Linked DNA regions of Mus musculus: all the other regions are linked to region 2. A link is a loop called in an ENCODE intact Hi-C map of the cell type or tissue named here. Cell type or tissue: left cerebral cortex. All regions are shown on one strand.

Region 1 (8,000 bases), 1.7 Mb before region 2:
ATCTTTCCTCTGAATCCACCTTAAAGTCAACATTACCTCCAAGTAAAAGAATGAGAAAAGGTCGGCAACAGTGTGCATACATTCCATATTTTCATATTTTATAGATATGTTAAAGAAGATTTAGGCTGGTGACTTATTTTGTCTATTGTGAATAGTGTCACAATACAGATGGCTGGGCAGATGAACATGTACTAGTATACGATAGATAGATAGGTAGGTAGGTAGGTAGAGAGAGAGAAAGAGAGAGAGAGAGATGGGGAGAGAGAGAGAGATAAATAGATAGACAGATTACTTTGAAAAAATTCCCCACAGTGGCTCGCTAAGAATGTGGTAAGCATGTTTTAGTTTTTAAAAGAATATCTACTATGATTTCTGTGGTAACTTTGCTCATTTATAACTTTATGATCAATGTACAATGAATTTTCTCTATGTCTATTACAGCAGCATATTCCTAGTTCCTTGTTTTCTCAGTAATAGGCATTCATTACAGAATGAGATATAAAGTTTACTATGGCTAAGAATAATAAGCATTTTAGCCTTAGGCCATTTTTAAATTTCCTAATTATTCATTGGATCATTGTTTTTGTTCAAATTTTATGCAGTCTATATATTTTAGATATTATTTTCTTATCAAATATATAAATGGAAAACATCTTTACTACCCTATAATACTTTCTATTTTATTTTTATCATATGTAAAAGTTTTTGCTTAATGTAATGCCTTATTTCAGCTCATTTTATTAATTTTGAGTTACTGGAGTCATTTTCAAAGAGCCAGTGCATAGAAGTATATTGTTGAGGATTTTCTTCTATTTCTATGTATTATCATCCAAATTTCAGGTGTTCCATTATAATATTTGCAACACTTTGGGTTGATAAATGTTCAAAGTGGGAGTATGTTTTACAAGTAACTTTATTGTCTACAAACTGAATGCATACTAACCACACAAGGTCAATGCTCATTATAGATATCTCTTTTGTGAAATAAAACCTTATTTTTATGCAAAATATTAATGACTCTATTTTCTGGGTTGCTTTCTATTGCCGTGATAAGACCCTATGACAAAAAGCAAATTGAGAAGAAAATTATTTGTTTTCACTGAAGTTGTATTCTATTATGAGGGAAATTAGGCAACAAACTCAATGCAATAACTTGGTGTCTGGAACTAAAGCAATGGATAATGCAGAAATATTGCTTGCTGGTTTGCTATTCCTGATTCTCACAGTCTGATATTGGTGCCATCCAGGACTATGTGTCTAGGGGTGTAACCACTTCCAGTAGGTTGGACCCTCAGAGCTCAATCACTAATGAAGGAAAAGATCCATAGAACTGTCCATAAAGAATCTAATGCAGGCTTTTTCTCATATGAGGATCCTCTTCCCAGGAGATAAGAGTTTATGTCACAGTCAAGTTACAAAAAAAGGCTGGAACAATGACATCAGCATACCAATACTACGGGTACAGAAGGACTTTGAAAATATAAATGTATTAAATGTCTCTAAAATGAGGATCCTAAGACTAAATTGTGTTCAAATTACAATAGAATATTTCTAGTTGACCAAGAATGGGTACCCAATGATGTGAAGGAATTTTAGATTTAATGTGTTAAGTGAAAAGAACCATAGACAAACATTGTGTAATTTCCTGTGTAATTTTTAAAAGTACTGTATAATGTTGCTTATATAATTTTTTGAAGGGGGAGGGACTAGGGCAAATTATTGAGTACTGAAATAAAATAGGTTTGGGTAAGTTAAGTTGGTTACAATTATAAAGAACTTCAGGGAATCGATCGGAGTATACAGCTGATATATATGTTGATTATAATTATAAATATATTCTTCTATTCTTTAATAAAATTAAAAAGAAGTAGAATTTGCTAATTATCATTAAAAGTTGGCTTTCCTCACCAGCAATGACAAAAGCCCCACATGATGTAACTGCAATTGTTCTTTCTGGACACATAATCTGTTGAATTGCTTCCTTCCACACCTTCTGTATTCATATGCACAACCTGAACCTATGATCGTTTTCTTCCTTCAGAAATTAATTTCTTTTGACAAGGGGGAGGGGAGGAGGTATTGGATATGGAACTGTTGGGGGGCAATAAAATATGGAATGTAAACATATATTAATTAAAATAAATACATAAATAAAACAAATTATTTGTATAAGTACTAGTATTTTTGTTGTTTAAAGGTTTAATACATTTGTATAAAGCAGGTATAGTATATACTGATCACCTTTCTCTTCCACCCTTCTTTCACGTTTTCTAAGCTATTCAATTTTCTCCCAATTTCTTGTACATATAAAAAAAATCTTAATCTCACAAAGCTTGATTTCTAGCCATAGCTCTTCTATTTTTTTTTAAAATCTCAAATAGACATTTATGGGAAACAGTATTTTCATGTGTAGAGTTTTATATTGTATTTTTCATTCATTAGGTTTTTTTTTTTAGTAGATAGAGTACATATCTGCATTATGCATTCACATCCACATATTCGTTATGAATTAGTACATTTAATTGAATAGAAATTTAAAATCTGAAGTAATATTAACTATAATCATTTCCCTCTCTTAGAATAAATAGCAATCCAAAATAAAACCTATTGCAAACAACACTACAATTTGCAAAATTACTAGAACTTATGTTTAAGAAAAAAAAATTTGGAAATATTTTACTTTTACTTTCCTTCCTTTAAGCAACACTTACATAATAGCAATCACTAAGCTCTTTAAGTGGTTTGGTGAAATGCATATATTAGCATTGTTTCATCTGAATTCTAAACTAAATACCATTTAAATGTACTATGCATAGCTTGTGGTCAGTATTCATACATTGTTCATACAGTATGACCCTACACTCTACTCTATGTAGAGTGGACATAAAACATTGTAGACCAGAATATAGATTCTGATTAAGAGAAACTGTTTTCTGAAAGATGAATAAATTCAATTTAGTATTCAATAAATAAATGCTGTGTGCATATGTAACATATTCTGAAGTTTAACCTTGGACCATTAATTTTATGATATTTTGAATATATGAAATATATTAAAATATAGACACAAAATAATACCTTTATTATGTTATCATCTAAAATATGTATAGGGAATACATCAGAGGCAATAGATGGCACTATTGGTCCATCTATTGGAAAGAAGTTATACTCTATTTTTTGGATGACTTACCTTTCTTCTCTCCATTTCTGTTATTGCCTTTGCAGAGTTTTGTAGCGACTCTCTAGAGGTATTTGTAAAGTTAATCTAAAGCCTCTTGCTCTTTATGTTTTCTTTTCTTTTTTTTTTTTTGAAAATATGCATCTGTGTTTTACATACTTTTGCTTTAAAAACAAAAGTGTCAACCAAAACATGACAGGACTGAGAAACAACAGTTTCTGTGATGTGTGCTTATCGATAGAATCAGAATGCAGGAGGAAGTCTCAGCAGTGTGATGCTTTGAGACACTCCATTTTTCATTTCTTTAGTTCATTGAGAAAACTTCTTTTTAGAAAGATCTCAGAGGTACTTACTGTAACATCTACTTGGACTTTCAAATCACTCTGATTGTAATATATTCTTTAATTCTGAAGGGAGAATCAATGGACTGAAACATATCTAATTTTCCCAAAATAGCTTCTGCCTCCTGCACTAAAAATAATCTTACTGAACAATAGATGACTAGAACTAATGATATGAACACTTTAGGAATATTGGTGATACTATAAAAGAAGGTGCATATATATTACTATGAAAAGGATTCTACAATGAAAACAGAATCAGAGGTTTCATGACTCACAAATATCATATTTTACTGAAATTCTCGAATGCTGTAGGAATGGTTGCACTTATTTAAGAAACTAATATGTGTTAAACGTGTTTTGATACATTATTGGTGCTGTCTTGACAGATGATACATTTGTCTTATCCACTGCATCTACTAAATAAGATTTAAAATTATGATTTATTTCCTATTTGTTAGGGGTATTATTATTATTTAAGTTAGTAATCAGAGCACGAAGGTACAAAACCCACATTATCAACCTGTCATGAAAGTGTACCGCGGTTACTTTATATAATAGAGATGTACTCTTCCACAGTATTATTGTTGAAGCACAATAATCTCCACCTATATGAGCCTACTTTTGTCTCCCTACCTAGGATCATCAGATCATAAGACCAGATTTTGTTAACTGTTGAAAGTCTTTCTTAGAAGAAGGAGGTAAGGAAAGTCACTGGACACTCACTTGAGAATCAAGCCGTATGTGTGCAGTACTTCTGTACTTCCACTGGGGTGTAGACGTCTCAGTGAATGGCTGTGATGTATATGCAGTTGCAGACAAGAGGAAGAAAATTCATTCTCTGTATATATTGGTAATCCATTATCAATGCTAGGTGAACACTTACCAGTAGGATTTTTAGGATCATCCATAATTCTTCCAGTAACCCCTCGCCCATACTGTGTAAGTAAGCACAAAGTACTCATTTGATTCCAGTTGGAACTGATGAGAAATTATATTTTATTATTACTATTGCCTTAGGAGCAGGTAATAGACATTGTTCTCATCTCCTCTAATGAAACAGTTTTAGAAACAGACACTGGAGTGCTAATACTGTGACTGTTCCTTTCCTTGCTTACCAAAAGATGTGTTTGTATTTCAGCATAAATTTAAAAAATGATATCATGGTGAAATTAGTTATATTGTGTATATTACATCCTAAATAAGATAGTCTATCATGTCTCATTTTGAATTATCTGTATGTGGACAGGTAACTCTAAATTTTTCCGTTTGCCATTACTTTATCAATCAATCAATCAATCTATCTATCTATCTATCATCTATCTACTTATCGATTTATTGGCAACGAGTCAAAATGTCTAGGTCCTCAAATTTCTACTTCATTCAGCTGCCAAATGCTGGTGGTTGGCTCAGTGAGAGGACTGAATTTCTGCAGGTAGGACAGATCCTTGTGGAGCTGACAGCTGGGAGGGATTTGCTGACTGTACCCTCTACAGCTGGGTGGGAAGTACTTCCTGGAAGGTGGTAACCTCTGCATTATGTTTACTTGCAGGCATTGTGGGCATGACTGCCTGGTCCTTTCTAGCATCTTCTGTACTCAGCACTGACTTTAAAATGCATTCAGTATAATACATTCATAAGAGAAGAGTCATTAATTTCTCCAACCTACTTTTCATGTGAACTATCTATGTGTCCCAGGACGTCAAGTTCGCTTTAAAATATGCCAGTAAAATTTTACCATTTGAAAATTCAGTATCCAAACAGAATAGCATGCAACTAAAATGTAGATTTACTTGAACTGTGCTAATTGGTAATCTCTTTGCAACTTTTAGTGTGTTTTTTAAATTTTTTATTGGTTATTTTATTTATTTACATTTCAAATGTAATCCTCCTTCCAGTTTCCCCTTCAAAGACCCCCATCCCACCACTCCCCTCCCCCTCCTGCTTCTATGAGGGTAGTCCCCTACCGACCCACCTACTCCTGCCCCCACCTACCTAACATTCCCCTTTTCTGGCACATTAAGCCTTCACAGGATCAAGGGCTTCCCCTCCAATTGATATCAGATAAGGCCATCCTCTGCTACATATGCAGCTGGAGCCATGGGTCCTTCCATGTGTAGTCTTTGGTTGGTTGTTTAGTACCTGGGAGCTCTGGGGAGGTCTGGTTAGTTGATATTAATTTTCTTCCTATGGGGTTGCAAACACCTTCAGCGTCTTCATTCCTTCTCCTAACTCCTCCATTGGGGTCCCTGTGCTCAGTCTGATGGTTGCCTGCAAGCATCTGCATCTGTATGGGAAGTCTCTGGCAGAGCCTCTCAGTAGACAGCTATATCAGGCTCCTGTCAGCAAATACTTCTTGGTATCAGCAAAAGTGCCTGGATTTGGTGGCTGTATATGGGATAGATCCCCAGGTGGGGCAGTCTCTGGATGTCCTTTCCTTCTGTCATTGCTCCACTCTTTGTCCCTGTATTTCCTTTAGACAGGAGCAATTCTCGGTTAAAATTTTGAGAAGGATGGGTTGCCCCATCCCGCAACTCTAGGATTTAAAAGTAACAGAGAAAACACCCATAATCAAAGTATACTGTATAAAAATGTAAAATGTTTCCCTTAATAGCAAAGGCATTTCTTAATAGAAAAATGAAATTAATGCACGTTAAAATGATTAGGTCAAACAACATACTTTCCAAAGAACCATATTAATGTAATAAAAATTATGATTTTGTGTAAACAGCTAATCTCCATGAAGTAAGTACTAATAACTGACTGACCTCAAACAAAAATTTCAAAGTATCTTTTGTTATAATTCTGGCATTCTTTTCGGTTTCCATTTTGAAATTACATACTGAAAGAACTACTATTTTTAAAAAGACATATTCAATTATTTCTTTTCTCAAGATTTATTATTGTTTGAAAATAGCGTGTGTGTGTGTGTGTGTGTGTGTGTGTGTGTGTGTGTGTGTGTGTTTGAGTGCACGCTCTTATGCACATACATTAGGACCATCTCCTGGAGCATGGTAGCCATTCACGGACTGCCTTCTTCAAGAAAACTTAATGTCCTACCCCAGCACTTGTCACATAACATGGTCTTCTTAACAAAGGGAAAATTTTCAGGAACCAGTCTCCTGTCAATGGTGGAATTTTAGACTGCTTTAATTGGTTGATCTTGTGCATATGCTCATATACCCTGTAAGTTTATCTGTTCAATAACACTGTCATATCTAGCAAATATTTTTCATAATACATATCCAGTACCTCGGTCTTTCACCTAACTTCTGCTTCTTATTCTACAATGCTAAGTATTATTTGGAAGGAAGGCATGTAGTAGGCATGTGCTATTTGTGACTATAGTCTACAATCTCTTATTCTCTATATGTTATTCAGTTATGCATCTCTATGTAAGTCATCATATAATATCAAAAGAAATGTATCTGATAAGGGATTGTATATGTACTTCTCTATTGGTGGGATATGTTTACATACAACACCCATTTGTCAAAATCAGGTCCTCGGTAGCCTTTTGCCCTTGGACACCATTGGTGACAAGTAAACAGGAGTTATTCAGAATAGCTTATGACCTAGATTCCAACTTTTGCGCACTTCAACCTCTATTTAAAATGACCAAACACCCTTTTACATAAATACAAACATCCTTTGTGGCATTAATAACATCATAGAGCCCTTCAATGCAAACAATGAACAAACAATGAACATGTCCAGGAAGAAAGATAGCTTTCTGTTTACAGCTTAAGGTCAGTAGGGATGATGGAAAATGAACCATGGAAAGACAATGAAGTGAACAATCACCTTCTTAATGATCTACAAAACCCAAAGGATCTACTGCGTGTGGCCAGCTTATTGCGTATGTGAAAATGTTCTTCAGCATAAATGTTGTTCTCACCTTCAAGTGCATTTTCCTAACTTTTTCCCCTGGAAAGAATTGCTTATGGCTGCTCATGCCACTGTCTTTCTGTCTAACCACTAAGAGAACAGTTTTTTTTTCTCTTAAATTTCAGTAATTTGTCCTCAGTTCCTCTGTCTTGTTCACTTTTTACTTGGTATGCAGGTAAGACCAAAGACTGAATAAGATGAGGTGTCCCCCTGACATCTGTATGGTGCCTGATACCTAGTTGCCCTGTCTGAATTACATTGTAACTTCCCACAGGCCTTAGCAGGATGGTCTATAATCTACAAAGCCTCTTCTTCATCATAGTAGAATTGTCATTCATTTTTTCTTCCATTAGTTACCTGTCACTCATTGACTTTAACCTCTACATAGGTTAAATGCTCAAGGAGAGGAATCTTTACTTTGAGTTCAATAAAGTCATGATTGTACCTGTTAGTAGAAGTCTTTCTCCCTTCGAAAGTAATTAACAGATGGTCCATATTGGTACCAAACATTGTTTTCTTGTAAGTGCCAGAACTTACTTACTGAGCAGGGTTATCTGATTATGGTCAGAGGGAATGGCATCTATCACACACAG
Region 2 (8,000 bases):
GCATTATGCTCTCAGGGGCAATGACTTGTTCTTTCCCTGTAAAATAATTTAATAGTGCAAAGCCAAAACCCTATGATCAACCTAAAGTCCTTCAAAGATATCTTGTCATATCTAGGGTGACAAAGATTCTTAAAATTCTTTAGCACCCCTCTTAGTCATTTTCATCCAGGAGTGTCTATGATCATGACGTCGAAGCCCTCTAACTTAACTAGTGGTTCTTGATTAATTGGTAGAGGCGCTGTAAATGTGTGCGCCTAAGAAAAATGCTGTCATCTATTTAGTAGTAGCACCATTGTAATTTAAAACAGTGAGGAACCATTAAAATGGGTAAATGGGGAGCTCCAAGAAGTACATGTGTTTGCTGAACGATTAATGGCAGCTTAACTCTGTTAAATGGCAGAATGTTACTTTTAATAAAAGGGCCAGTTGCTTCTTAATGTGTTCCTTTAGCATGTAATTTGAAAAATTAAAACTAATTGATAATCTTTTAAATACTCTTAGCCTCACTGTAATTGGCAGGATATGAAGATGCAAGAAACTCAAAATTTTCTGAATTTAGCAAAACCAGAAAATCATGTGTATTTCCTTTATAAGACCACTAATGTTGTTTGAATGACTTTCCATATACCCAGAGACATATTAATGACATAATACATAAAAATAAGGAAATGGCAGTAATAACAAGACAAGTGCTTAACAGATGCTCTCGCCTCCTAGCTGAATACTTTTCTCTACACGATCAGAGGTGCACTGATTCAGACAATGATCCTTAAAAAGAGGCAAGCTAAAATGAGTTCCCCAACGTCAGATGCCAACGGAAGCAGCAGGGCCAGCTCTAGAGACTTCCCAACATTCTACCCAGCCCTTCAGCTCTTGCCTGTGAAAAACAAACTCCACAGTTGAGCCTGGCTCCTGTCTTCAGACTGCAAAGCACCTTTCTCCGTCTCACAGCAAACCAGCCCATTTGTGAAAGAAGGCCACGTTATTTACAAAATTACACGAAACTTGACCTTTTCCCTTTACTGAATGGAGTTCTTTTGTTCCCTTAATTGCTTCTCCTGTAAGATATTACATCCTAGCGAACCTCAGTCCCCTGTGCCAAGGAAGAAACTCATCAGACACTCGGGACCGTCCACCTGTGCCTACTGCTCACTAGGCTCAGAGTCAGCTTGGGAAATGAAAGAGAGAACAGCAGGCATCAAGCCGGGGAGGGAATCCTCTGAGCTGTTCACTGACAAAAGAAATATTAATTTATAGAGCCTATATTCCCTAAGTTAGATGGACATTCAGTTAGTTCAAAAGAAACGTCACAGAGAGAGGACGCAGGCAAAGAATTAGATCAGGGTGGACAGAGAAAGGGTTCAAGAGAGGCCATATGTCATAGCCTATACATAGTGGGCATTTGTGGATTTGGCTAGTAGGCATCCACATGCCTGCTCTGTCTTCAGAAGGAACAGATCTCTCCAATGCACAATTATTAGCATTTGCCTAGGAAAAAAATAAATGTAAGCAGATGTCCAGACTCACTCACCGAGTGGGCTTCTCACAGGACCCTCCCCCACATTTTAGGTTAAAGGATGCTATGAATGGTTGACACAGCTTTTTAAAGAGAATGGAATAACCCTGCTGGGTTTCAGTAGAGCAGCATTTCTGTTTTGCATGTGTGAACAACAGTCACAGACTGGCATTAATCATATTAGATGGTTCTTAAAAGGAGATGAAAATGATTTTTAAACACCCGGAAAGTTTCAGAAGCTGCCCATCCCTATTTCAGACTGGGAATTAGACTTAAAAACAGCACATGCCCTGTTAATGAGAGACTCACTAGAGATTTATGACAGCAGAGCCTGGAACTGAGTCTTAAAGAGAAGGTAAAAATAATTGCACACGTTAAGTAATTATAAATTCCTTTCCATGGGCAACTAAGTTCAGAGTTGACAACCTTCTTTCATTAGGTATTGATCTTTCATTGGAAATGGAAGGCTTTCAAAAGAACATTTCTATTTCAATTTTTAATAAAAAAAATTCTCTCATCTCCATGAACAATAACACTGATCTGAAAGTAAGGACTGAAGTTAATAGGTCTTGTTAGCTAATTATGGGATTGGCATCCACTTAAGTTAGTTTTTTTTTTTTCACTTGAGCCATTTTCTTCCATTCTACTGTTGTGGTTCAAAACGTTTTGACTACTTAAAAGGGAATACATCATCGTTGTCTTTCCCCAGTCAAACTGCACACCACTTTCTCAAGCAATAGCTTCAATCATGCTTCATAAAATCCCCTGCAAGTATATTGTTGGAAACGTAAATCAGCCATTTGAGCTTTTAGTATTTCCAAGGCAAACCTGAGGGTCACTGTCTTGTAGGTTTTCATGGCTCCATCAAAAAAAAAAAAAAAAAAAAAAAAAGAAAGAAAGAAAGAAAGAAAGAAAGAAAAGAAAAAAAGAACAAACAGAAATGCAAGTTACACATGGTTCATTAAAAAAAGAGAAAAAAAAAATAGCTCCCAATGGTGTGTCTGATACTTGCGGCTGCACCCGTAATTAGAGAAGAAAACAGCAGCCTAGAGAAATTTAGACTCCTGGATAAGGATTTCTGTTTCCAGGCGTCTTTGACTTCCTTACAGCACATGGCACAGCGATACTACATGCTTGTTCACAGAAAAGCTGGTTCCCCCGGATACTCCACTAAGGGTGTCTGCATGGCATGCCACTGCACGAGACAGAGAGATCTTCTTTACAAAGATGCCATCCGTCTGTCCTGTTTCATTGACGAGGAATATGGGTTCCCCTGCAGGCAGGCTTCCTTGCCACAGTTCTCCTCTCTAACCACCCTGCGTGCTGATTATAAATCAGCTAAATCACAATTTCAAATACAGGCTACATCTAGAGACCCAAAGTGTATCTGCCTTTGTGCACTGTTTATGCCTAGCTACTTAAGCATTCCAACCTCTCCCCTTTCCCTGAATTCCAGCACACTTGGCATCAGCGATGATAAATGCACAGACTCTACAACTGGGATGATTTCCTCCAGACAGCGCATCAATCGGCACAAACTTGCCCCCATATTACTTCACACTACACTCTCCTAATTGCAATTGCATCTAAGTTAGATTTTTCAGACTGCCTTGTTTGAATTCAGAACTGCCTCTCCATGTTACAAATGAACAGTTAAACACAACTACCAACCCAACCCACCCACAAAATGACAGCTCTGTATCTTGTAGTGAACAAGTGTATGCTGATCTTTGCAAGAGAGGTGACTGGATTAATGAACAAGACTAATATGAGCTTCCGATGGATCTATCTGCAATTTTTTCTGAGACTGAAATATTACCCATCCTCTGTTAGGATGGCAGAAAGAGGCACTTTATAAATGAGAGCAATATCTAGCATGTGAATTTGTACTTCAGAACATAAAAATCTACATCCAATCGTGGTTCATCATTTCACTGTAGTTTCAGAGAAAGACAGAGAAAGGAAGTCTTTACATCCAAAATGCCAAGCCCTACTGAGGGATGATAGAAGGACAGTGGGTGCAAGAGCAGAAACAAGCATTTCTTGCTTAAAATGGAGTTATACCACCCCCTGCTGGAGCACATGAGCAACGCAGAAGCGGTGGGGAAAAATGCTTAGAATTGGATCTAGAGAACATATTTTAACTTATCTTGCATTTTATTAATTTCATAGAAAATGCCGCACAAATAATATGGCATTCCTGCACTTTCATGTAATAGGAGAATTATGGATATTACCTTTGCCTTTAAGACTTCCACCAGTGCATATTTTGGTATTTTGTCTCCCCCCAATTAAATGTCCAAACTTGTCTGGACAGTTCAAAACGTTTCAAATGATTGTGAATATATTTTATGTGAACGTAGACTATGGAAGGCAGAATGATAAATTCATAATGCCTATCATCTATATACAGATTAGCAAAGATTGCTTCAACCAATTGTCCCTAGGGCTATTCTAACACGTTTTTTCTCTCTCTCCCCCACCCAAATTAAAAAATAAATAAATAAAAAGCTCCCCAGTACTCCCAGTGCTCCCCAACCTTCCAAATCCCTTACAGGTGCAATTCAAATCGAATGATAGATCGTGTTCAGATTATGCTATATTCAAAGGAGGGGGGGTCACAATGAACGCCTGCAACACAACCCTAGTTTTAGCCATTTGCTGTTTTACAGCATCTATGGCCCCTGTTAGTTTCCAACATAAATAAGCCATCAAACGTTCACTTCACAGCCCACCCACCACCCCCCAAAAAAAAAAAAAACTGGTGTTGGGAAAGAAGAAAAGAATCTCTAAGAATTGAATTTCTTGCACACCACAGAGATTTTTGATAAACGACTTTAATGCTGGTAGTTTTTGCCTCTTCTGTAAAACATCACCATGCCCTTCCCTTCCGCAACCTCAGATATTTAACTGTGAATACACACCAACACACTCATCCAATTTCGGGTAATAAGAGAGAATAAGCCAAAAAAAAAAAAAAAAAAAAAAAATCCCAGAAGCTGGAGCAATTTTCCCTCCCATGATCTCTTTCACACCGACGATGCTTATCTCCAATTCCGCACGGTCTCCTCTCTTATTTAAGGGGTCTTTCGAGCAAACGGATAGAATTTGAGGGGCCGCGTAAAGAAAGAGGTAAAATCCCAACAGTCGCCTCAAGAACCACCGCAACTTTGGTGCCTGGGTTTCGTGGCCCCGGGAGCCTCGCTCTTTGCCTCTCCGGGTTGGGTGGAGAGGGGGAGGGAAAGTGAAGCAAGAAAGCCGCACACTCCTACCTTGCCCGCTCCTGACAAGCAACCCGAGCAGGTAGAAGGAGAGGAGGAGGCTCATGTTCAGGACGTGACACCGGCGGACAGTTCCAAAGTTATTAAGTCCAGCCCCGGAGAGAGAACCTTCCGCTGCCACGGCCGCCTCTGCTAGCCCGCCGCCGCTCCCGGGTGCCCCAGCCGCCCGCAGCCCGCCGCGCGCTCCTCCTCGCAAAGTGACTGCAAGCTCCGCGCCTTGCCGCACTATATCCAGGCGGCGGCGGCGGCGGCAGCAGCGGCCGCCGCGGCGGCAGCGGAGCCGGCGGGAGGAGGCGGGGGCGGGACGGGGCGGGGAGGCGCGGCCCCGGCGGATCCCTCCGCGCGCTCGCCCTGCGAGCCAGGCACGCGCGGCCCCGGGATTCGTCCGCAGTGGAGCCCCAGCCACGGGTTCGAGCCCAGGAGTCCCGGGCTTTTCTAGCTATGCGGATGGTGCATGCTCACGGGGAACAGGGACGCCTGGACACCAGCACCCTCTGGCTCTTTTGCGACCCCGCAGGTGTGGCCGGGTTGCTGAGTACTGCAGAGGGCGAGCCCCAGAGGCACAGGAAGTATTGACCTTTGGTTCCTAAAGAGCTGGGGTGGCAGGGTCTGTGTCTATCCTAGGACTTAACCCTGGCCTGGCCTGACACCCTTAGTGCTTTGACACTTCCCTGTGGATCAGGGGAACAACTGTCTCCTAGGGTGTATGGCTACTAGCCCCTGCTTTAGATGGACCAAGAAAGACATTCATGCAGTGCATCTTTAGGTCCCAATTCATTGGGATGAGTGGATCCCCTCCCTAAAGGGGGGCGCTGCTGAGGGCTAAGATCTAGGAGGGTCTTGGGTTTTTTTTTTTTTTTTTTTATACACCATCTAGGATTAGCACTGTGAGGTAACATTTCCTTGTCAGTGTCTGAAGAGAGAGATCCGGGAATGTAAATGGAGGACCTGAGCTGGGGTTCTTTTTAAGGCCCACTCACCTGCAAACCCCACTGTACCTGCACCCCTCACAACTGAGTGTGTGTGTCACCTGAAAGTGTGACTGGAGGAGTAAGCATGGAGCTGTGGTGTCATGCAACCAAAGTCTGGGGTTGATCACGATATTTCCGCTGGTGGAACAGGGACATAAACTGTCACTTTACTATGACACCTATGACAAGAGACTAATCAGAACCAGAATCTCTGGCCCCAGGATCTGGTCTCTGCCCCGATCAGAGTGAGCAGACACAGCTGACAAAAGGTTCCTAGCCAACACTTTGTTCAGGTTCCTTAGAGTGATCAACCAGCTCACCCCAGACTCAGAGAGCTCCCTGGTGTTTTTCTTATCAGCAAGTACACATGTACAACCACAGTCGACTCTTATGAACATACTGCAGATGAAAACTAATCTCTTCCCCACAAAGCTTGCAGGTTTTCAAATTGACACCCGGATTAGCTAAGTACCTATTGCACATGCATGAACATGCCTGTTCACACACACATGCAAAGGGACCTACACTTAATGATGAGAGGATTATTATTCTGTAAGGGTGTGCACTCTTTTTCTTATTACTTAGAGCCAATTTATTTTAAAGTAAATATGTGGACTATGACAGAGAACAGTCTGATACTATAAAGTAATTTGAATACTCGACTTCATTAAGGTCAGAACAGAGAAAGAAATAGAGAAGCAATGGTCTATCCTCGATTGGTGGAGTTTCCATCTAAATGTTCATATTATAATATGGCATATATAGCTCAAATCTGATTGTATTCATACTGGTGTGTTTTGAGAAAAAGAGACAGACAGAGAATTATTTTTTTTGTATGTCCAGTGGTTAGTTCTTGTCAGTGGGACACAAACTAGAATCATGTGAGAAAAGGATGCTTCATTTGAAAATTTGCCTCGTGGGCAGGTAGGTGTTTCTGGGGTTGTTTTACAAAGCAGGCTAAGCAAGCATGAGGAGCAAGTCAGAAAACAGCATTCCTCGGCTTCAGTTCCTATCTCCAGGTTCATTCGTTGAGTTCCTGACCACAGCACCTTTCATGACAGACTGTGGTTGAGAAATGCAAGCCAATCATCTTTGGACTCTGCATGCTTCTGGGCTTGGTGCTTCATCACAGCAATAGTAAGCAAGCTGCAAGAGCATGGAAAAATTGGTTGAGCAAAATCTTGTCTTTTGGCTGTCTAAAGAGGTGATGTGTAATCCTTCCTCAATTTGGTAGCAATCTTGATAAAGAGAGCAGGCATATACAAAAATTATCTAATAAATCAGGCAATGTAGCAAAAATACACAAGGAATGCATTGCTATTGTTGGGAAAAGAGAGATGGGATGAAGGAGAGGAAGACATAAAGAAAGGGAAATCTTTTCTAAATAGCGTTTTAAAGAAAGGCTTCAGGAAACATTGAAGAAAGGAGGGAGATTAGACAGCAAAGGAGAAGCTGAAGTGAAGGCTAAAGTTCTGAAAGCATCCAGCAGTCTTGGAACACAGGACAGAGTCTAAAGGACAAAGGCTGGAGGGATGGCTGGCTCGGTCTGGAAAGTAGTTATCATGTAAGCCAAGGAAAGTGAGTTCTGATTCACACCATCAATATAGAAAGTTCGTCACAATGAGGTGTGCCTGTTGTCCTAGCATAGTATGTTTAGGAACAGAAGAGAAGAGGACCTGGAACTCACTGACTCATGCGACTTAGCAAATTAGGAAGCTCCACGTGATCAGTGTGAAAACCCATCTTTCTAAACAAGAAACAAGAGGACAGGGGGAAGTTGTACAGTGAGGTAGCTGAAATCAACTTCTGGCATCCATATGGACATGCATAGGTGCTTACAGACAGATGAGCATATACAGACACAGGCACACACAGAGAAATATCTATAACATTACATTGTGTATAACACAGAGTTGAACTTGACTTTGGCAGTGGAGTTAGTACTTACTATGCCAAAAACAAACGGAAAACTGAAAAAACGAAATGAAACGAAACAAAACAAAGCAAAGCAAAACAAAACAAAATGCCCTTGCTATTTTCAACCTCGTCTACACCTTAAGGTATTATCCATGGTAGAGAATTCACCTAGCAAGCACAAGGACCTGGATTCAAATCACAGTTCACAAAAGGAGAAAATATTTAAGAGAAAATTACAAGTGTGCCAACTTCAAGGTTAGAGACTGAATTACAAGTCACCAAACTGCCCATCCCCCAACTGGGGATTACTAACTC
Region 3 (8,000 bases), 260 kb before region 2:
ACTCAGTCAAATATATACTTTTATTCGTCAAGCAACCTTAAGGCAAACACATAGAGATAATCTTTGAAATTTAGCTTGATTAGAGATAAGAATGACATTTGTCTGAGGTTGAAATATTAATATTAAGTCAAGTAATTAAAGCACATGAATTCAACTTGTACTTTCTTTATTAGAAAATACTCATTACTGATTTTTATTCTTTTGTACTTTAACTATTAATTAGCCAACATACATTTATGTTACAGTGTTGTGTACACATATGACTTACAAAAATAGAAATTCTAATTAAAAATCCCCTTTTTCACATGAAATAATATAAATTTATATCATTAAGATCTAGTCCATATAACTTTTGTTAGTAAAAATTGATGTGATAGTGAAGTTAATAACTTTTGTTTCTTCACAGCAGTAATTATCATTTCCAAGTTCTTTCCCCAGTGAAATTTATTTCATTTACTGTTTATTTGGTTATAATAATATTGGCTATTAGCATTCTCTAGTATATTTTAAATACATAAATAGTTTATAACATCCTTACACATTGTAAAATCTTATATATTCCCCTTACTAGCTTTTTTCTCACTTCATTTTTCTCATATTTTGTCTTATTATTTTTAATTGTGAACTGAATTGCTCATATGATACACTGAAATAAAACACTCAGAACCTCTCTAGGATAGAGATATTAATATCTCTTTATCAGTTTAGATTTCAACTTAAAAGACGTCTTTTAAAAATCTTTGCTGCTGGAAAGAGAACAAAACTTTTATATGCCATAGCGACTTTCAAATGAATTCAAAGCATGTCGATAATGCCAGAGACATAAAGGCATTTAAAAAATGCATACCTGAAATGTACATCAATGAAAATATAACCTGATGGAAAATCTTTATATGGCACTTTCTATGTGACCATAGAAATTGAGTATAGAAATATCAGTGGAGAACACAAAGATGATGCCAAAAAGTAAGTCAGAAAAAAAAAAAAACCCAGAAATGACATAAATTTCTAAACAATTACATGAAATATTGTTCTGACCCAAGGAGGATAAATATTTAATCACACAACAGTATTGCTTCAAAAACATGTACTAGAACATTATAAACTGAAATTAAAAACAGACAAATACACATGCAAATGTAAAAGACATTTAGAAAATAAGAATTTAGATTTCAGTAACTGATTTATAAAAACTAGGTTAGATGTCTGGATACGTTCAGATAACTACCACTGTGAAACAGAAATGTGATATACCTCCCTATGACTATTTTTTTTAAATGCAGAGAATATTTACTAGAATATTTGCTGAAACAAAAGAAGTGGTGAATTGAAGATAAGTTATGAAAACGCTCACTATGTTACAGATAATTAATGGAATTAGCAAACAATATCAGAAATTAAGGTTAAGCACACACGCAGACATGTAAAGAAAATAACATAATTAAAAATAATCAATACCCAAAGTAGTATTTAGTGAAAGCTTGAACAAGAAGTTTGAAGTAAAGAAAATTTTAAATATAATTGTCTAAAAATCAACCATGTATAGTCAAGGCAAGATTAGGTTGATCCCTACTAATAGGATGGTGTAACAGAATAAAATTGAACAGGGGCTAGGATACACTTTGCCAGCCAGGGCTGAGGAGTATCCCTGAGAAATTAAGCTATGCAACAGATTTGGTGTAAGGGCGTGGAGAGTGCCGAGGTGGGAAGGAGGTATGCAGAGAGGGGGAGGAGGGATGGGAGGGGGCAGTGAGAGGGACAGAAGGAACACTGGGATGCCTGGGGCCCTTTCATCTGTAGCACACACTTGATGCACCTGGAAGCAACAGTTGATGACATAAGCTGCACACAATTCCAAAAGAGAAGGCCAGTGGGATCGCCTGTATTGTAACAACTATAGTAATACAGAAATTAATTCCAGAATAAGGCCGATAATCAGTCATGGTAGGCTTTGAATGAAATTAAAGTTCATGAGCACACTTCTGTAAATGCACGCCATAAAACAATGCCTTTGGACTTTCCTGGGTATTGCTGTTTACTTTGTGGAAATGATCACAGTGTTCTAACTTTTAGCTTTCTTCTGCCTTCTGTACTGTGTAAAATAATAACGCATGGACACGCCTCCGTGTGACCATTGCCTCCATAACAATTCAGGTGACTGAATTTGGAGATGCGGACTTCGAACCAATTTAAATTTGCATAGGTCACTGCTACATTTGTTGGATGTTGTGTGTGAAGACTGACCACTGAGACCCATGGGTCCACATGACATTCTTCCTTCTCTTCTTCCCTCATACCACAAGCACACACTAACTAACACAGCTTCGTTATCAAGACTGAGGGGGTAAAACAGGTCCTCCTGTGTATACCACCTCTCTATCTCAAGGAACCTGTTTTCTTTGCCAAAAATAAGAAAAACCCAGCATTTATATTGAGGGGGGGAAGCTATTGCAGGATATAGTGGACATCAGGTTGAAAGAAAGAGAATCCTCATCAGAAAGCAACAGCACTGATCCCTTTATCTTGGACACCGGCAATCAAGAATTGTGAGAAACTGTATTTTTGCCGTTTAAACACACCATCTAATATGCTATATTCTCTTATATCGACCCACAATTACTAACACAGTGGCTTCCATCATATCACTGGCACGCATCTTCTCTACTCAGCAGGTCCTCTGGATCCCCAAGTGCATTCAATATACTCCCCAATGCTTACAAGAATTTATTTGTATAGTTTTGATACATATTTTATACCTACAGATAAATGGAATTAAACAAAAACCTTTCAGTAAAAGTAAATTTGTCTTTACAAATGTTTAAACAATACAATCTTATTTCTCAAATACAATTTTTAAATCAAACACCAAAACATCTGTTTCAACTTAAGTACTATCCAGTATAAGCAAGAAATGTCATTTGAAGGTATATGGATGAAAAAAAAGTATGTGCCTGTGTGTGTGTGTGTGTGTGTGTGTGTGTGTGTGTGTGTGTGTGAATAAATATATTTTGAATTTGTCACATTTAATTCTTATGCTATTTTTATTTCAAATAAATGATTAAAAATAATTATGAACAAATTAAAATATCTAATATCTTCTAGGGATGCATGATCATGTGTGTCATGTTCTTGATTATCATTTGTTCTTTGTGGTGAATAACACAAGTCATGTCGGAGACTCAGTAGGATTTCTTATGGCAAATCAACAATCTCTGAGATACATCATGATCACCTGGGGTTAGTAGCCTGATGTCAGGTTGGCAATTCTACTAAAACAATATTACAAAGAACTAGTATCTGTATGTATCAGTTTCAATCACTTTGTTTATAGATGTGTTATGCTTATTGAATCATACTACACTCAAAGCATAAACAAGATAAAGATACAATAATAGGTTATCAAACTAAGTTTAAAAGGAAAGAAGTGAAGCACAGCAGTGTCTGTTATTGTCCTTAAAATAAATTCTAAAGCTTAAAACTTTTCACATTGCCTTTGTATATATGGAATATATGTGACTAAAATTTTATGATTTTTATTCTTGCACTTTAGCATTTATGAAGTATAGTAATGGCTATAGATCTTAGTGTTCATACAAAAACTGTCATTTTTTTGCTTTGGAATATTATTTGGAATAAAAAATTACATATCAGTGCACACAAAAATGTATATGGATCACAAGGTAGTTAAATTAGACTGAATGGAAAAAAAATACAAAGATAATCACATGCAGTAGTCAATAATAGTCACAAAATGACAAAATCATGTGACAGAGTAAAACAGTGGCTAGTAGGGTTATCATCAGATTTTTTTGACATTTATTGTGTGTATACATTTACATATGTATGACATTTTCATGCATGCATACCTGAGAAGTCATATATAGCAGGGTGCCAAATTCAAGGTTAAATCTTGCTTCTGAACATGGATTTTCATTGGCCCCTTCTGTTAACCTAAAGTGGCTGCCCAGTGACGCTCTATGCTCATGGTGTATGTACCTTGATTGACTTTAAAACTGTGCAACAGAATGACTGGCATTTTGAGATAGACAGTAGAATCCAACTCAGGACCTCATGCTTATGAGGCATTTTGAGATAGACAGTAGAATCCAACTCAGGACCTCATGCTTATGAGGTAAGCACTTAACTGACTAAGGCCTCATAAACTGCACCCTCGTGTCTCTCTACAAGATTGCCCAGTTTTAAACTCCATTACTTTCGATTTAGATCTTTGAGCAATAATCAATGACAATGGAGTGCTATAAAATGTGATTGGCCATAGTCGAGTCAAAGTACATCTAAAAAACTTAATAGACAATGAAATAGTCAAAGAATAGCTTTGTAAAATGCTATTGTTATTGTTTTCATTGGGGGATTTGCGAAATTAAAACCTAATTTCTTGAAATTTCACCTATATAACTATTTCACAATATAGGACAAAAAGGCAATATACAGCTATTTTCATATAAAACAATACATGATTGTGATCCAAACCATAACATTGCTAAAAGTCTTAATACATCCTTTTTAATAAGACCTTATTTCAGATACAACAAGAAAAATCAATCAGCAACAGGGAGATGGTGCCAAGGGTGAACTAAAGATACACTGTAGCAACAGTAAACACTCTCCAGCAGCCTTTCACTCAGAAAAATTATAGCACAGGGCACATGCATGTGATGCAGTCATTGGCTATGCAGTCTAGTCCAGTTAACCAAAAATTTATGGCACCTTGGGCTGGTAACATGCCTCAGAGCATCAAAGAACTCAAGTTTGGAACCCTAAGTTCATTTCAGATTCCATAGTGAACGGAAAGAACAAGCTCTTGAAAATTGTTCTTTGATATTCATAAACATGCCATGGAATGTACATGTATGTCCACACACACACACACACAGAGTGAATTATTCTAAGAGCTTTTTAAAATAATTTCCATTATTTATGAGATATAGTAAATTATATCATCTCCTACTCTTTTCTCCGTCTAAAATCGACCATATGCTCCTCCTTGTTCTTTTTTATTTTGATTGAAAAGAGATTGCCCCACCGAGGGATCCATCTATCTGCAGACACCAAAGTCCCACACTACTGTTGATTCCAAGAAACACTTGCCTAGTATGGCTGTCCCCTGAGAGGTTCCACCAGCACCTGACCAATACAGATGTGGATTCTTACAGCCAATCATCTGACTGAACCCAGTGGGAAACCAATGGGAGAACTACAGAAAGGACTGAAGGAGGTGAATGAATTGCAACCCCATGAGAAGATTAATATCAACTAACGACCACCCAGAGCTCCCAGGAACTAAACCACCAACCAAAGAGTACACATGGAGGGACCCATGGCTCCATATGCATATGTAGCACAGGATGGCCTTATCTGACATCAGTGGGAGGGGAGGCCCTTGGTCCTATAGGGTTGAGGCAGGAGTAGGTGAGTAGGTGGAGGAGCACCCTCATATAGGCAAAGGAGAGGAGGGAGAGGGGGTGTGGGGTGGGTGTTCTTTGGAGGCGTAACTTAGAAGGGGATATCATTTGAAATGTAAACAAATAAATTGTTTGAAATGAAATATATTTTTTTCATACAATATGTTCTGTTCTTGGTTTTTCTCCCTAAACTGCTCCCAGATCCTCCCCCTGTCATCTCTCACTAAAATCCATATCTTTTTTTTCTCTTCTTTATAAAAAAGGCACTTAAAAATAATAATAAAACAAGAAGAAAGCAATCTGGAATAAGACAAGATCAGAAGAAAAGGAGACAAAGGAAACACTTTTTGTTTTTCAAATTCATGATTTCATTTCATTATTTACATATGTATATGTATATGAACACATATTTCCATATGTGTACATATATTCCTAAATACACCCCACTTCAACTGTATAATGTTACTTGCATATGTGTTTTCAGGGATGATAATTTGATGTTGGATAACATTAATTTTAAATTAGATAAGATAATATTTGTTACTTTCTGAATAATTATAACTTCAAACATTAGTCTGTGTGCTTTATTAGCACCACACATAAGACATGAGTACTCACTTACCTGAACCAAGAGATGGTTGGATCTGGGGAGCCCGAGGCCTTGCATGTTAAGGTCATCTCTTCTCCTCTCTCTGCTGTAGCATTGAAGGACTTCTGGGGCATCATGATTGCTGGTGGAACTGAAGGAGAAAGGACATAGCATAAAGAGTTGCAACTAGAATTCTGCACCAAGAATAATTCGCCACTACCTTTTAGTGCATTGGATCTCCTTAGTTCCTTTCTGTTTATGGAGAATTAAGGTCAGTGATATGGTTTTTTTTATGCGTAATAAGATAATTCACCATGTTATTAGTTTAGTATTTCTCAATCTGTTAAACAATGAATTGTGTATTTTAGTGAACATATATAATGCATGAAATATGTCTCACACAAAGACACAAGAGCACTGACTTAATCCATACTGAAATCTACTTTGAGCATAAATGGATTTCCTATTTGGGTTCTTATTGGTCTATGTAATTCCATAGGCCATCGTTCACTGTTTCAAGACAGGGCTTTCAAATTAGGTGTCAAAACATAATGTTCTTTCTGATTAACTACACTTAATTTCTTCAAACAACTATAAAACATTTTATGGAGAGAAACTGCTTCAGCCATAGAGTATGAAAATAGATTTTCATGAACAATTCAATTTTAAAATTAAGCTTCCTCAATTTCCAACTAATTACATTGCGAAACTGTATACGCTGCACATTTTGGTCATGTTGAAACTGTGGCTGAAATGCAGTGTTTGCAATAAACAAGCTGCAGACTTCCATGGCAATGCCTCAGTCCCAAAGTAAAGCCTTATCTAGCACTTAGCACACACCCCATGCCATTAAAGTGTATATGGTGAAATAGTAATTATAAAACAGATATAGTAATAAATTAGACAAAATAGAGACACAGACATATAGATGTTTGATTACAGTTGTACATCTTTAAAGTAGTGTTCATGTCTGCATCAAAGGGGCATAGCCCACTGACAATGAGGAAAGTAGATAATATACACATTAATAATTAAGCACAGTGCTTTACATTTATGCCTTTAGGAAGTTAGTTATAGGAATCAAGCTTTTACATAAAATAGCATAATAATAATTACTAGTATCCCTGAAGATGGACTTTCATAGCTATTAACACTTAACACTAAGGACATATTCATTTCTGTCTCATTTTCGTTCTGTTGTAACTGTAGACATGTTAAAATTTTCACCATATAACCTACTACTTTAATTTTGTGCCTCGTGAACGAACATTAAATGAGGCACATTAGAACTTTCTTGTCTTTTTAAATTTCTTTTTTTGATAGTATCACACATTATCAGTATTTGCTCTGCCTTTTTCTCTTTTCAATTTCCCCCTATACCTCTCTCCACTCTCCTCCCGATTCATGACATATTTTTTTCATTAATTGTTATTGTGTACACACACACACACACACGCACACACACACATATGTATATGGAGGAATATATGAATATGCAGCCTTATATATATTCCTTAATATAACTTGTTCTGTTCATGTTACTTGTATGAATATATATGTTCAGGACATTTTGACACTGGACAGTTATTTTGCCTTTCTTCTTGCTTTTCACTTCTCTGTGATAGGTATGATGCTCTTGTCTTAGAAGAAGGCTTAGCATTACTTTTTTTCTTGCTTTTTTTCCTGGCTAGTAACCAGTTTCTGTGAGTTCATGAGTGCAACAGCCCTGCCATGTTAAGAAGATATTGTCTTGCATTAGTCTTGAGCACTCTGTGACGCCTAGCATTTTCTCCTGTGCTCCCATGGTATTCCTATGCTTGGGAGGAGAGTAGGAGTAGAAAGGAGATGCCCCATTCATGACTTACCATCCATCCATCATTTATCCTATGAACTTCCACCAGTCTTAGCTCTCTGTATTCACCACCATGCACTGCATAAAGAATCTACTCTGAGGAAGGCTGAGAGATGCAGCGTTCTATAGGCATGAT

Evidence for each region. Peaks named below come from ENCODE experiments on the same cell type or tissue, not always from the same donor. Only the 100,000 strongest peaks of a DNase experiment are listed, where the experiment ranks them.
Region 1: it touches region 2 in a loop (3-fold over the local background); 4 of 42 quality-filtered maps call a loop at or near these places.
Region 3: it touches region 2 in a loop (5-fold over the local background); 4 of 42 quality-filtered maps call a loop at or near these places.

What each region holds. Positions count from the first base shown.
Region 1 is chr16:82,932,265-82,940,264 of GRCm38, reverse strand. No RefSeq gene overlaps it. Among named protein-coding and RNA genes, the nearest start is that of Gm23355, 390 kb to the right of the region's middle. In left cerebral cortex, CTCF peaks have their summits at 3,131 and 4,291; no DNase peak of the experiment used is centred here.
Region 2 is chr16:81,197,757-81,205,756 of GRCm38, reverse strand. It overlaps Ncam2 (neural cell adhesion molecule 2), which reads right to left and starts at 5,060. Exons shown (of 18, transcript NM_001113208.1): 1 at 4,789-5,060. The coding sequence starts at 4,843. In left cerebral cortex, CTCF peaks have their summits at 2,808 and 3,593 (motif pointing left); DNase peaks (open chromatin) are centred at 3,571, 4,045, 4,795, 4,927 and 5 more places; H3K4me3 peaks cover 4,754 bases; H3K27ac peaks cover 4,718 bases.
Region 3 is chr16:81,453,453-81,461,452 of GRCm38, reverse strand. Ncam2 (neural cell adhesion molecule 2) reads right to left here. Exons shown (of 18, transcript NM_001113208.1): 6 at 6,046-6,163. Among named protein-coding and RNA genes, the nearest start is that of Ncam2, 260 kb to the right of the region's middle. In left cerebral cortex, no CTCF peak of the experiment used is centred here; no DNase peak of the experiment used is centred here.